Linked DNA regions of Mus musculus: region 1 is linked to region 2. The links are chromatin loops, found by intact Hi-C in ENCODE. Cell type or tissue: left cerebral cortex. All regions are shown on one strand.

Region 1 (8,000 bases), 270 kb before region 2:
GTGGTGTGTTGAAGTCTCCCACTATTATTGTGTAAGGTGCAATGTGTGCTTTGACCTTTCTAAAGTGTCTTTAATGAATGTAGCTGCCCTTGCATTTGGAGCATAGATATTCAGAATTGATATCTCTTGGAGGATTATACCTTTGATGAGTATGAAGTGTCCCTCCTTGTCTTTTTTGATAACTTTGGGTTGAAAGTCGATTTTACTAGATATTAGAATGGCTACTCCAGCTTGTTTCTTCAGACCATTTGCTTGGAAAATTGTTTTCCAGCCTTTCACTCTGAGGTAGTGTCTGTCTTTTTCCCTGAGATGGATTTCCTGTAAGCAGCAGAATGTTGGGTCCTCTTTGTGTAGCCAGTCTGTTAGTCTATGTCTTTTTATTGGGGAATTGAGACCATTGATATTAAGAGATATTAAGGAAAAGTAATTGTTGCTTCCTATTATTTTTGTTGTTAAAGTTGGCATCCTGTTCTTGTGGCTGTCTTCTTTTAGGTTTGTTGAGGAATTACCTTCTTGCATTTTCTAGGACGTGGTTCCCGTCCTTGTATTGGTTTTTTTTCTGTTATTATCCTCTGAAGGGCTGAATTCGTGGAAAGATAATGTGTGAATTTGGTTTTGTCATGGAATACTTTGGTTTCTCCATCTATGGTAATTGAGAGTTTGGCTGGGTATAGTAGCCTGGGCTGGCATTTGTGTTCTCTTAGTGTCTGTATAACATCTGTCCAGGCTCTTCTGGCTTTCATAGTCTCTGGTGAAAAATCTGGTGTAATTCTTTATATGTTACTTGACCTTTCTCCCTTACTGCTTTTAATATTCTATCTTTATTTAGTGCATTTGTTGTTCTGATTATTATGTGTCGGGAGGAATTTCTTTTCTGGTCCAGTCTATTTGGAGTTCTGTAGGCTTCTCGTATGTTCATGGGCATCTCTTTTTTTAGGTTTGGGAAGTTTTCTTCTATAATTTTGTTGAAGATATTTGCCGGTTCTTTGAGTTGAAAAATCTTCATTCTCATATATTCCTATTATCCGTAGGTTTGGTCTACTCATTGTGTCCTGGATTTCCTGGATGTTTTGAGTTAGAATCTTTTTGAATTTTCCATTTTCTTTGATTGTTGTGCCGATGTTCTCTATGGAATCTTCTGCACCTGAGATTCTCTCTTCCATCTCTTTTATTCTGTTGCTGATGGTCACATATATGGTTCCAGATTTCTTTCCTAGGGTTTCTATCTCAAGTGTTTCCTCACTTAGGGTTTTCTTTATTGTGTCTACTTCCCTTTTTAGGTCTTGGATGGTTTTATTCAATTCCATCACCTGTTTGGTTGTGTTTTCCTGCAATTCTTTAAGGGATTTTTGTGCTTCCTCTTTAATGTCTTCTATCTGTTTAGCAGTGTTCTCCTGTATTTCTTTAAGAGAGTTATTAAAGTCCTTCTTGATGTCCTCTAGCATCATTATGAGATATGCTTTTAAATCTGGGTCTAGCTTTTCGGGTGTGTTGGGGTGCCCTGGACTGGGTGAAGTGGGAGTGCTGGGTTCTGATGATGGTGAGTGGTCTTGGTTTCTGTTAGTAAGATTCTTATGTTTACCTTTCGCCATCTGGTAATCTCTGGAGTTAGTTGTTATAGTTGTCTCTGTTTAGAGATTGTTCCTCTGGTGATTTTGTTACCCTCTATCAGCAGACCTGGGAGACTAGCGCTCTCCTCTGAGTTTCAGTGGTCAGAGCACTCTCTGCAGGCAAGCTCTCCTCTTACAGGGAAGGTGCACAGATATCTGGCATTCAGACCTCCTCCTGGCCGAAGATGAAGGCCCAAAACAGGATCCTTCCCAGAAGCTGTGTTGCTTTGGCCTGTCACAGAAGCTGCCAGCTCCTGCAGTCCACACACTCATCTGTGCAGACTACTTTCGGTAGAGTCCCGGAACCAGGATGGCTCCTGCCGATCCTGAGGCAAAAGCCTCCCGGACTGGGGGACACCCGTCCTCTGGCCGGGTGGGTGGCCGGATGTCTGGAGCCTGAAAAGGGTGCCACCTCAGAAGCTCTGTGGCTCCTGCCCATCCCAGAAGCTGCTAGCCTCCGTAGTCCACACTTTCACCTGTGTAGACTACTTTCGGTGGAGTCCCAGAACCAAGATTTTTTTTTTTTTTACAAGCTGATTGTTGTGTGACTTCTTCCCTGAAGAGATGTGATGATTAAAATCTACTCACCCAAAACTGGGCACCAATAAACAGATCAAGAAAACAATTCCACAAATGTCTGGCTTGGTGAATCAATCAGTGGGCTTTTTGGGATTCTTGTAGGAATGTGGGTGATAAATTACTGACTCAAAGGCAGGGGAAGCACCAAAAAGCCCACCTCACCCACTAGTGACAAGTCTCAAAAGCTGCTTCTCCGCAGATCCCTGCAAAACTGCTGAGCTAAACTTCCCCTGTCCCTAGCTGAGTTCCTCTATCTTAGCCTTGGGGGAGGGACCTTAATTTTGTAAATTTCAAAAGCTTCCTGGCACCTTGTCAATTTCCTTTACTTCTTGGGTCTTTAGGGGTCTCTCTGCCCCAGCAAGAAATGTTTGAAAGAAATTGCTACACTACACTCTCAATTAAAGCTCTTACAGAAGATCTACCAGAGGCCAAAACTTTAAATCAAGTTAATATGTGTTCTGTTGTATCAAAAGATGGCCTAGTCGGCCATCACTGGAAAGAGAGGCCCATTGGACACGCAGACTTTGTGTGCCCCGGTACAGGGGAACGCCAGGGCCAAAGGGGGGGAGTGGGTGGGTAGGGGAGTGGGGGTGGGTGGGTAAGGGGGACTTTTGGTATAGCATTGGAAATGTAAATGAGCTAAATACCTAATTAAAAAAAAATATGTGTTCTGTTATTTGTCGGTTTTAAGCTTCAGCAACTTGTTATGTGACCTTAAGTCAGTTACCTAAGCTCTTTAAACCTCGATATCTCAGTAGAACTAAGACTAATAATTCTGCTGTCAAGAGTTAGAACGGCAATGTAGGAGAGGTGTTTGGCTCATTACTTGGCAAGAGGGACATGATCAATAAGCATGGAGTATTGTGGTATGTGTAATTATTGCTAAGAATTCTACAGAGAACATGGTCACAGTGACACAAACTCAGTTCTGCCATAGACTTTCATTAAGCATAAAATAGAAATGGCAATAACCCTAATATAAACAGTTGAATCGTCTTAAAATAATTTAACTCTTTGGGGAGGGGCACACAGAGTTCAAGACAAGGTTTCTCCGTGTCAAGGCAGTTCTTGAACTCACTGTGTAGACCAGGCTGTCCTGGGACTAACAGAGATCCCACTTGCCTCTGACTCCCAGGTACTGGGATTAAAGATGTGCACCACCACACCTGGGTCATTCTCTCCTTAGGCACTAAATTTCACAGGCAGAGCTTTAGTTTTACAAAGTGCTGGAAGAAAAGGTTAATTCAAAGTACTTGTATGATTCAAAGAAGTAAAACTTTTTTTCTTTCTTTCTTTTTTAAGCTAGTACTTTCTGTTCTTGGGCCAAGAAAGACAATGGAGTAACAGGGCCTCTGAAGCTTCCCTTTCCTCCATGGAAAACTGTAGCAAACCATGAAACTTATTCCACAAGGGGGAGTCAGGCTCATGCTGAATTTCCTTAGGGAAGCCAAAAAGGGAAATGTAGGGAGAATCTCTTATAAGCATCACCTGTCAATAAAAAAAGCCTATGACCAATGAGCTGAGGCAAGAAATAGGAAGTGGGACACTGACAGGAAGAGAGAGGATTCTGGGAAATAGTGAGAGTATAAAATAGTGATTAAGCAGAACATTTGGAGGGATAGACCCAGACTGAGGGGATGGACATAAACCAGCAGAGAAACTCTGAGGACACACAAGTGAAAAAGCAGACAGGAACTGAAGAAGAGGTTACTAACCAAGTGGTAGACATAGAATAGTTTAAATGGTTAAGTAAGTTATGAGCTAGCCAATGAGCCAAAGCTTATGGCCTAGGCCTTTATTAATAAACATTGAGTCTCAGAGTCATCATTCCAGGAGCAGTACTGGGAAAGGAAAATCTGATATAATATACTTACAGGAATAAGACAATATTCTGTCCCAAACCTTCTTGAAATTCCCAAAGACATTTTAAAGATGGTCTTTTAAAATCAAAGAGTCCCTTTGCAACACAGTATTCATACCTATTTGCCAAGTCAACCTTTAAAAAAGACCACAGCCGGGCTGGTGAGATGGCTCAGTGATTAAGAACACTGACTGTTCTTCCAAAGGTCCCGAGTTCAAATCCCAGCAACCACATGGTGGCTCACAACCATCTGTAATGAGATCTGATGTCCTCTTCTGGTGTGTCTGATGACAACTACAGTGTACTTACATATAATAAATAAATCTTAAAAAAAGAAAAAAAGACTACAGCCATCTCCCACAAAGCCTGCTTCTCCAGTTTGTCGCTGTCCCAACGACTCTCAGCTGGCTACCCAGTCCCTGTTTTCTCCTTTGTGGCTCATTCTCCAGACATTTTCTTCAAAGACAACTGAAGCTGGGCGGCTAAGCCAGTGCTGTCCCACTGGTCTCCTGGCTAGTATATGACCCCAGACTCGATGAGTACCATTCCCAGTAGAAGTGGTTGAAGTTCAACCTACATGTTTGATCTGCTTGTGCTATGTGTGCCAGCATTGGCCTCCTTAACAGCTAAATTAGTCTGTAGTCACCAAGAAACTTTGCTTTTCATGTTGCTGCCATGGAAACCATACTAGACCGTTACTATGGCTGTGCCCTCAGAGGGAGCTGTTCACATTAAGCCACTTCCTTTCTGAGGTACTTAGACTTGGTTTTAACCAAATGCTAGGATTACAGGCATGTTCTGTCTCTGGGGATTGAACCTAGGACTTCATATATGTTAGGCAAGTACTCGAACCTATATAGAGATGCTAACAGTTTAAAGAGTATCCTTAGAATTAAACATATCAGAAATTTTCTGATTGTGCCCTGAGGAACCTTAAGGGTCTAGGAGATGTATCTAAGATGGCATTCAGGCAATGAAGAAGGAGAAACACACGCACACACACACACACACACACACACACACAGAGAGAGAGAGAGAGAGAGAGAGAGAGAGAGAGAGAGAGAGAGAGAGAGAAATGAGCTAGCTGGCTTGACGTGTTGTAAATAAGAATCTTTCTTGCCTTTCACACATAATTATCTGCCAGTGCTCTTTAGAACAGGGTTTCTTTTCTTTTTTTTTCCTTTTTAACTTTTCTTCTTTCTTTTTATTAGATATTTTCTTTATTTACATTTCAAATATTATCCCCTTTCCTGGTTTCCCCTCCGAAATGCCCTTATCCCCTCTCTCCTTCCCCTGCTCACCAACCCACCCACTCCTGCTACCTGGTCCCGGCATTCCCCTACACTGGGTCTTAGAGCCTTCACAGGACCAAGGGCCTCTCCTCCCATTGATGACTGATTAGGCCATCCTCTGCTACATATGCAGCTGGAGCCATGAGTCCCACCATGTGTATTCTTTGGTTGGTAGTTTAGTCCCTAGGAGTTGTGGGGGTACTGATTGGTTCATATTGTTGTTTCTCCTATGGGGCTGCGAACCCCTTCAGCTCCTTGGGTCTTTTCTCTAGCTCATTCATTGAGGACCCTTAGAACAGGGTTCTAATTTCTAACTGGATATAGCCAGTTTCAAACTAGGCTTCCATAGAGCTGCTCAGTGGTTTGCATCTTCATCTTTATACTTGCTGTTTAACCAGATAAGTCACTATCATTTGCATTATCAATATAGCATGAATCTGTGTAACACTGGTAAGACAGAGAGGCCAGATCCTCTCAGACCCCCTGAGAAGCCCTGGCAGACCAGCATCTGGAAGCATTCAGACAAGCAATAGTGGCGAGGCATGGTGCCCAGGAGACAGGAGGGCTGCAAGCAGGAACTGGGTGGGGCTGGAGCTGCCTCTGCTACAGACAACTTTCCAGCACAGGGCTCAAAGCCCTTCTCCTCAGCTCCAGTACTTAACTACCTGCCAATTGCCCAAGACTCATTTCCTTCCTGGCTTCTGTCAGCTTCAACCAGAAGGAAACTGTTAGGCTTGAGCCAGAACATTGTGCTGAGTGGTAGCAGCAGTGGCAGCATAAGGCGAGGCAGAGGGCAGCAGCCACCCACAGGCAGCGCTGCCAATGGCAGGATAGTGGGAATGGCTCCTGCTGCTTTGCCTGTGAAAGGACAAACAATATTCACAAGTGCTGCTTATTCCTGAGTGCACAAAGAAAATTCTACTTGTGTGTGTGTGTGTGTGTGTGTGTGTGTGTGTGTGTGTGTGTACAATTACGTGTCCCCATGCACATAGAATCCTGAAGTCAACCTCAAATGTCACTCCTTAGGACACTGTCCATTTTTATCTTTAAGACAAGGTCATCCATTCAACTAGGCTGGATGCCAGTGAGCCCCAGGGACCTTACCTGTCTGCCTCTCCACTACTAAGATACAATAGTATACTTCCATGTTATTAATTCTTAATTTCAGTGTAAAATGTGCTTAAATTCAGTGTGAAATATTACAATTTCTCAGTAGCCAAATGGTATAAGCAAACCACAGTCCCCATTGACCACTGAATGGATAAGCAAGATTTGATGTTTATGTTCAATTGGATACTATTTGGCTTTAAAACAGAAGGAAGTCTGAAATATGCTACAGCACCCACGGACCTAGATGACATAACACTACGTGAATATGACAGTTTACCAAAGGACAAGTATGATACACATCCATGCAGTAACTGGGGTGACCATGTCTTAGAGTCAGAAAGTATACAATGGTTACAGGAGTCTGGCATAGGGAAAGCCTGGAGTGTTAATGTCTAGTAGAGAAGATTACAGTCTGGGCAAAGAGAAAGCATTCTGAAGACAGGTAATAGGGACACCACACAACAATGTAAAGATTCTTGATATCAATGGACAATATACCTAAATGATTAATATGATAACATTTTACATATGCAATAACTACACTAGTATTATAGACATTGTTTATTAAATATACCAATCATACTGGACAGTATAGCAAATAACAAAAGCGTATATAAGCTTCTGTGTTTAATATATTGCCAATATTTTTGCCATGTACACTTTTATTCTTATGAAACAACAGCACATATGAAACTAACCCTTCCCTCCTTGTTCCACACCACTCATGGCTCTTTCTTCTTCCTGTATTCATTTTAGCATTTTACTGTGTAATAATAACACATACTAGTACTATAAGAGGTTAAATTAGACAAGAGATAGATTAGTCTTTTTGTAATTTTTTTTTGTTAACTCAAGAAAATTTCCCACATTCCTCTATGTAACCCATTCATTTTTTTAAACCTCAGAATCTTATGCCATTGTTTGAATCCCTCACTGCTGGTCATTCTGGTTGCTGGAACTCTTTTCTGTCAATGAAAACGCTGTGTTGAGCATGCTGCTTGTGAGCCGTGCGTACATATGAGGAAGCGTCCCTGCTATGTATTCTTAAAGTGAGATTTCTGTTCTATACAGGGACTCCGGTTTCACTGCACTGAATGTTCATTCCCAATCCTGGGTCCCACCTTCACTGACAAGGTCTCTGGATCCTACCCTTCCCTGCACCAGACATGGATGTTGTCCTGCCACTGCTCCATCTAAGGGTATAAAGTGTGCATCCTCAAACAGCAAAACTAAGCTGGTGGGTGTGAAGTTCCTGCAATTCTGCTTTCCTATGGGATAGAGCACTCACTTTTATACTGTATTATACTGTAATCTCTGGAACATGATGGCAGTGAATGCTGTTCATTTTCTAGCACAATGTCTTGTACACAACAGGTAGCTAAGTATCTGCTAAAGAATTGAAGGGGTCTGCGCCCAGAGCTGATACTGTGCCACAGCGCTCCACACTCAATTACCATTGGGAGAGAGCTGGTCTCCCAGGAGTGCAGACACACCTGTGAACACAGGTAAGATCACCACTTCTGCTCAAATTCTTGGCCCAAAAGGGAC
Region 2 (8,000 bases):
GTGTCACTGTGGGCATGGGCTTTAAGACCTTCCTCCTAGCTTCCTGAAAGCCAGTCTTCCACTAGCAGCCTTCAGATGAAAATGTAGAATTCTTAGCTCCTCCTGCACCATGCCTGTCTAGATGCTGCTATACTCCCACCTTGATGATAATAGACTGAACTTCTAAACCTGTAAGCCAGCTCCAATTAAATGATGTCCTTTATAAGACTTGCCTTGGTGGTGATGTCTGTTCACAATAGTAAAACCCTAATTAAGACAGTCATATATTATATTTAGTAATATATAATATAAAATTATATATTTGTGTGTATGTGTATACATACACACATTTAAAATCATATGTCTGCCATATGGGATCTCAAAATCAATGTATGTTCAATACACTCAGCTATAACATATCTCTGTTTCTAGTAAGTCCCTTGATTGACTATGTCCCAAGGAAAATACCAAAGTATGACCTTGACCATGATAGTGTGACGATTGGAAAAAGAATGGACTCCATAGGTTCCTATACATGAATGCTTGGTTAGCAGAAAATTTAAAAAGATTTTCAAACAGTTTGGAACTGTTTGAAAGGATTACCAGCATTCTGAGGCATGCCCTTTGGAGTGGGCGTGGCCTTGTTAAAGGAAGTGTGTCACTGGAGATGGCAGGCTTTGAGGCTTCAAAAGCCGATGCCAGGCCCAGTCTCTCTCCGTTTCCCTCTTCTCCTTTCCATATATGGATCAGGATGTAGCTCTTAGCTACTCCTCCAGCACATACATGTGTGCCTGCCTGCTGCCATGCTCCTAACCATGATGATGATGGACTGAACCTCTGAAACTGTAAGCCAGCCTCCAGTTAAATGCTTTTCCTTATAAGAGTTGCTTTGGTCATGGTGTCTCTTCACAGCCACAAAAAAAGTGACTAAGACAGACAGGTATTGGACAAATATTTTTTCATCACTTGATGTGAAAAATGAATAGCTGGGGATATTATGCATGTTCCAAATGATGTCCAAGCTGAACAACCGGATGTCCTACCCATTCTATGCTATAGGGCTTCCTCTCATAAGGGGAGACCTCTTGTTAACAGTGGACACCAGTCATTAATGCAAGGAAAGATAACTACTACACAGGAATGGAATATAAATCTCTATCCACAAACTCAAATGTGCAAAAGATGTTTTATTTCTCAGCAACAAAATGGTACAATAATATAAAAAACAATCTACTCTTAATGTCAGACTCAAGTTTTCTGAGCGGCAGAAACAATTCTGGGACTCTCTTTCTTTCTTCCTTCCTTCCTTCTCCTTGGAGAATATTGCGCCTTCTCCAGGCTTCACTGCGGGAACCACCAATAGTGTGATGGAACTTGTGGCCCTTTCCAAGGCCACGGCTCTTTCGGCCAGCAGATGTCAGCCCACGCATCTCTCTGTGTTTGTGGACTGGTTTGGTGATCCTCTGGGTGTCAGGATTTCTTCTGATAGCTTTATGGAACAGATCAATGAGGATAACCTCAAAATATTTGTATGTGGAATCTTCACCAACCCAGTAGGAATTCAGGACTTTCAAAGCCCCACAATGGCGCCCAGCTCTCTCCTCAGCAACAGACTGAAGGCTTCGGGCAAGTTTCAGCAGGTTAACACCATGGTGGACAGGCTTGCGGTAAGTTGCACCCTTAGGAACTGGGCGTTTACGACCACCACGGCGGACACGAATCCTGTAAATGACATAGCCTTGCTTAGCCTTGTACCCTAGTCTTCGAGCTTTATCAGGCTGGGTGGGGCAGGGAGCCCTGTGCAGTGCAGAGAGCTGGCGGTATTGCCAGCAGCGGACCCTCAGAAGAAAGCGCATCACGTCGGACTGCTTCTTCCTCCATAGCTCCTGGATGTATTTGTATGCACCCATCTTTGCTCACCTGATGGCTGCCGCCAGACGAAAGGAAGAAGCCTTTCAGGGACTCACCTTCTATGAGCTATAAGTTTGAAAGGAAAAAGATGGGGAGCAAAGGGAAATAGATTTTATCGCCTCTTCTGCTCTTTGAGGTCCAGCAACTCAAAGGGCTGATTGGATGGACACTGGTCACATATAACGGGCTTCGGAAGGGCTCTTGCCTGTCCCTGCTATCAAAGTGTCTTCTGAGTTCCCTGTATGCCCTTAGGGTGAGGCTGGGGCTATACAGAGCACTTCAGAAAATCTGTGCTGTTTATGGGTACTCAGGAACTATTCTCCCACCTACGTCAAGCAGAATAGGGCACTCTGGGATGCAGCCTCAGCCCTCCTGAGTCAGGACAGATTCTATAGGCAGATACTATAGCTACTTCAAGCATCGGGAAGCTTTCTCAGGCTCTAGCTGCAATTAGGGGCAGTCACCCTAATCACCCAAGGTTTCTGTTGTCCTCATTGGAAACAAACTGGCAGCTGATGTTCTTGATTTCCCCTCTAACAGTCAGCAGAGCCCATTGCACTTGACCCATCAGCTGACCCTTTGCGGTGGGAAATCTTGTTCCTGTGTCATGGTGTTTGCCGAGACCATTAACTTTGCTGGAGAACACTCTATTCCCTGTAGGTTTGATACATTTGAACTCAACTCAGAAAAACACGTGTTTATTTTTTTGAGTCAGTAGATGCCTACAGTGTGGCTTCAAAAGGAAGAATCTCAAAAGACTACAAGAAAACACAAGAATGAAATTCTTTTGCAACTGTTTCCATGAACATTCAAGCTGCTAAAGGAAACTGGGGGCTGCTATGGACTGAAGCAGGGCCTAGAGGAATGGGTCTGAGAAAATGACATGTTTCACTCAATCTGGTAATAGTAGTCAGGAAAACACAGTCTCCTCTGCACCTGAAGGGCTGGGTGCACCTAGTTTGTACAAGAGTCAGGCACAAGAAGGGATCAGTTGAAATTTATGTTTCCATAACATAGAAGTGGTGCCATTTCTCCAGGCATGACCCTCAGTTCCTGGGGAGCAAGGCTCCTTAAGTTTTGTATTCTTCATCAGTGCCACCTACCCCCTGGAATAAAAATGTAAAATGTGACACATAAATACAAATATTATTATTCTGGTATGTCAAATCAATTAATAATGGTAAGAGTCCCCTCTGACTGGTAGCAGCGGCCTGAGGATGGCAACAGCTCTTGAACTCTGAAGCTGCAGCCACGAATGGAGAACCCTGGGTGCTTATGCAGCCTGTCCTTGGAACTACAGCTTGCTGTCATTGGACAACCCACAGCCACAGTTGGATGGGTCCAAGCAGAGAGGGAAGCTTTTCCTGCCTAACTGAAAACATATTCAAGCTCCCAGACAGAACAGGCCACTTTGTTTGTTTTTTGATTTTTAGACAGACAGGGTTTCTCTGTAGCCCTGGCTGTCCTGAAACTCACTCTGTAGACTGGACTGTCCTCAAACATAGAGATTTACCTGCCTCTGCCTCCCAAGTGCTGGGACTAAAGGCTCAGCTCCTGATAAGATTTTAATGTACTCAAGTACTCCCTCCCATATCCATCCTCAATTCACCCCCCAAAAATAGATGGCAGCACCCTCTATTCCTAGGAATAAGTCATGTATGATCTTGTGTTACACAAGCTTGTATACCTGACAGATGGTGTGGTGTGTGGGTGCACCCAAGGGCCACAATCTTTTTTTTCTCTCAAAATGGAGCCAAACGTTATTTATAAAATGGATTTTCTGAGGCCAAGACACAGCTTGGGAAACCTCTGTTGTATACAATATGGAGTAACTTAGAGTAAGGTGCAGCCTGGACTCAACTGTTCCTCTTGAACTGAAAATTCACCTAGAAATGAACACATGAACCTACTTCCCAAACTGCTACTTGTACAAGATTTTGTCTTGGGAGATGACAACCCTGTCAGCTCTTGCCTCCACCCTTCAGACATCTAGTCTACCAAGCCTGTCTGGTCGACAGGTCTACCGTGCCTCTTGCATCCATCCGTTTCTTGCCTCTGTGGCTGACGAGCCTTCATTCTGGGGTTGAAGTAATACAAGACTCCCAAAGCAGTGTTTCCAGCCCCATCTCACTTCTTCAATTCAGCTTTTTCATTTCAGTTCTCATGATGCCTCTTAAACATATTATCAGGAAAATGTAACCACCTGGGCAGGAAGGAAATCATTTTAAAGAAGTACGTACGTGCCCCTCTCCCTCAACTATCAGACTGTTGAAACAATAGACCCCGAGAAACAGAAATAGCCTTAGGAATCTCATGCTGGGAGAAGGAAGGGCTTGGGACATAAGGGCGGCTAGAGGAGGAACTTGTCTCACCTTGTCAGCTGGCCTTGCTAGAGAACTTGAGCCTACGCATTGGTGTTGAGTGGGACCTCACGTTGACCGGACTGCTTAGTTGTGTAGAGCTCACTCTTTCTACTTATGCCTTTCCCACCCATTAGGAAACTAAAGAAGATGTATTTGAGCAGAGAGGTCACTGGATCTCTTCGTCTCCTTTCAAAATGTTGCCACATTGAATAGATCTTTCTGTTTCTCACCAATATATTTTTAAAGATTTATTTACTATTATACATAAGTACACTGTAGCTGACTTCAGACGCACCAGAAGAAGGTGTCAGACCTCATTATGGATGGTTGTGAGCCACCATGTGGTTGCTGGGATTTGAACTCAGGACCTTCGGAAGAGCAATCAGAGTTCTTACCCACTGAGCCATCTCTCCAGCCCATTTTTTTTTAATTGCTCTTCTTAGTCAGGCGGGGTGGTGTATACTTTTAATCCCAGCACTCAGGAGGCAGAGGCAGGTGGATCTCTGTGAGTTCGAGGACAGCCTGATTTACATAGTAAGTTCCAGGATAGCCAGGGGCTGTTATATAGAGAAACCTTGTCTGGAAAAAACAAAACAAAAACAAAAAACAAATTGCTCTTCTTCAAGCAATATTACATGATGCTTCTGTTTAAAACCCTCTGAAGTGACCTTCTCTCCAGTAAGTGGTCCCTTGAGCCCTCTGTCCCTGGACTTTGATCACGTGTTTGAATTTACCTGCTTTCTTGCCCATGCAAATATCCTTTCTTTCACCTGCAACTGGAAGCCTTTGGCCCACGGCCAAAAAATTTAAATTATTTACTTTTTAAATTTCTTACTTTTCTCTCATTATTTTCCTCCCTAGGTCTTCAGCTTGGAACTAGCTAGCTTGCTGAGATGCAAAACCAATATCTCTCGCTCTTATGCAGTAAACGCCTGTCTTAGAAAAGGAAGTTGAGTTACTGTCCTCAATAGTGTATTATGAGCCAAGAGAAATTGCTGTTGTATTTGATAGTCAGCTACAGAGTTACATGAATATAACTTCATGCAAAGAATAGTCAAGTAGGTCTAATGATTGTCCCTCATGGGTGAGGACCCTAAGGTCCCTGAGGTCATACAACCAGTAAGCAATAGGGCTGCAACCAGAAAAAAACTGCACTTAAAATTGGATTTGAAGCTGAGCCCGACATTCACCGTCTACAGTGGAGAGTCTAAGCCATGCTGACTGCTATGTACCTAAACATATTCTCACTATTGCAGAACAGGTAGAGTTCACTTGAGGGCATCTTGCTCCTCAATACTCCTCAATAAAAGCTCTCAGCCTAGGAATTTGGAGGCCACCCTGCACTTGAATCCTAAGCATCATTGAGAACATGATCCCCAAGGGTTCCGATCCATGCCCTTCATTCGGAGGAATGAGTGCCACCTGGTGGACAGTTTTTGTTTCTCCTTAACCTCAGTTTTAATATCCACAACTCCATATCCACGAGGATTTTAGGAGTTAGTTGAATATACTGTTATACAGTAATAGTTTTAGCACAGTGCCAGAATCCTAAAGGATTATCCACCTTTTTATTATTTTATATTATGTTTGCTTTCTATTGAGTAAACTATGAAGTTTGCTTAGAAACAAGTCAAAATTTTATCTTTCTTACTGAATACCTTTCTCATTTTTCATAGAAAGGGAAAATGTATATGCAAAAGACTTATATTCTAATATTTGGAATTTCTGTCTGTACAATGGTGATAATAACATTTATGTCATGTGGGCAAAGTGATTTAAATAAATTAGTGCATGTAAGGTGCTAGGACAGCTCCTGACATACAAAAGATATTCAATAAAGCATTATATATTACCTTCATTATCCCATTGAGAACGAAAATACAGAATTAAGAGAAAATAAACCTAGTAATTTCTGGAATTCCTGGGGATCATCCCCTTTGTAAACAGGCTGCTTTGAGAGAGAAGGTCAAACATTAGAAGTAGACTTCCAGCCACAGATTAAAGTTCCCATTTATTCTAGAAACCCTTTCCAGTTATCTGATGAAGCAGGCTAGAAAGCAACGAGAGACAAGAGTCCCCACCCACTAATAACTTAGATTCCACAGGCTTACTTTGTGATCAGTAAGAAGTGAGGTCAGATCTAAGTGGAGATGCCCTTTATGTCTGGTGAGCCCAGCTAATGCCCCTCCCTTCCTGAGCCACTCCCCCTCCCTGCCAGGTAACTTAACATAACGAGCCTCCATTTCTGATACCTGACTACTTAGCCATGATGAGATGCTTTTTGCTGTTTACAAGTAAACAGGATCCTTCCAAGGCATATATTCATTTGAAGGAGTGTAGATGGCCTCACACAGGGAACCCCAGATAGAAAAATGCCAAATGTCCCCTTTTGCTGTAAGGCTTCTAGTTTCAAAATGGAGTGCTGTGACATGATCTATGGAGTAGCAGCCAAATGATCCCTAGGAAGAAAAAATAAACCAAAGCTTTATGTTTCACTGGGCTGAGAGGCCTTCATGACGTAAATCCCAGGGCTTGGGAAGGTGAGGCAGGAAGATGTCTATGTGTTTGAGTTTTGGCTGTTTAGTGAGACTGTATCAGTGAATAACTTAAGAGTGAAGAACAGGAGAATGACAATAGAGGGGCAGGGAGGAAACAGCATGAACGTCAAAGCTCAGTCTCCCTCCCTGCCATTCACACTTTCAAGGCCTTGGGTATCGGGAAGTTCCTCTGAGGTTATGTTTCTGGTAGCCTGCTCTAGACATCATGGTTTTAACTGCATAATGAGTGCACAAAGCCAGGGCACCTTTTATAAGATAAACACCACCTGAGTTTCTAAAAAGCATCTCTCTGGACAAAGCACACAACAACTAGGCAGGAAGGCTCTAATTATACCTGTGTTAGCTTCCTGTACCAATAACAGGTCATAAGTCATAAGTGGATTTCTGTTATGATTTAAACATTTAAATAAGTGGGGTCTTTATAAAACGTGTTTGTCTGCTAGCTTTTCTAGCCACTTCTGACTTCTCCTGCTCCCTTTCATCCACCAGTCACCAAATGATACAAATATAGTCTTCAAGACATGATCTCTCACTAAGGAATCTAGGCTGGCCTTGAACTCTCTGCAATTGTCCTGTCCCAGTCTCCCAAAGGTGAGGTTACAGATGTAAACCATTATGCTCAGGAAATATCCTGTTGTGCTTAGGGAGAAAAACCCCACAAATACCACTCTATCTTCAGGAGCAATCATTGCTACTCAAGTGGGGATGCAGAAGAAAAGGGGTTCAACCCACTGAAGTAGCCTCTAAACTCTGAATGCTTCATGTCCTGTGAGGCTTCAGTTACAGGTCCTTGTTGATCTCTTCAAATAGTAGAGTTGAGGACTTTACCTGTGAAACCCTTCTGAACTACAGAATACTGCCCGGCACTTAGCTCTCTGCCGCATGTTTCTTACGTTTCCACTGGGGAGGACAGGACAACGGATGTTCTCATTCAACTGTTTGGAAGACAGAATGGCATCTTCTCTTCACCATGATACATGAAGCCCTGCTACAAACTGTTGAGATCCATGTATGCTGCTTGGCCTATTGGGGAAACAGTCTGGCAGCAACACGATAGATACCTAGCACAGCACTTCCCTATAATGGACTAAATGAAGGTTACTCTAATTGAATTGGATAGGCTAAGGGCCCACAGCCAAGTCCTGGCATGCAGCAGTGCTGAGATCTATCAGAATGTCACCACCGGTGA

The links. Peaks named below come from ENCODE experiments on the same cell type or tissue, not always from the same donor. Only the 100,000 strongest peaks of a DNase experiment are listed, where the experiment ranks them.
Region 1: it touches region 2 in a loop (7-fold over the local background); 15 of 42 quality-filtered maps call a loop at or near these places.

What each region holds. Positions count from the first base shown.
Region 1 is chr1:51,665,473-51,673,472 of GRCm38, forward strand. No RefSeq gene overlaps it. Among named protein-coding and RNA genes, the nearest start is that of Gm31636, 47 kb to the left of the region's middle. In left cerebral cortex, CTCF peaks have their summits at 3,592 (motif pointing right) and 6,141; DNase peaks (open chromatin) are centred at 3,609 and 6,044.
Region 2 is chr1:51,939,373-51,947,372 of GRCm38, forward strand. It overlaps the pseudogene Gm8420. Among named protein-coding and RNA genes, the nearest start is that of Gm33795, 27 kb to the left of the region's middle. In left cerebral cortex, a CTCF peak has its summit at 5,681 (motif pointing left); DNase peaks (open chromatin) are centred at 3,612 and 5,644.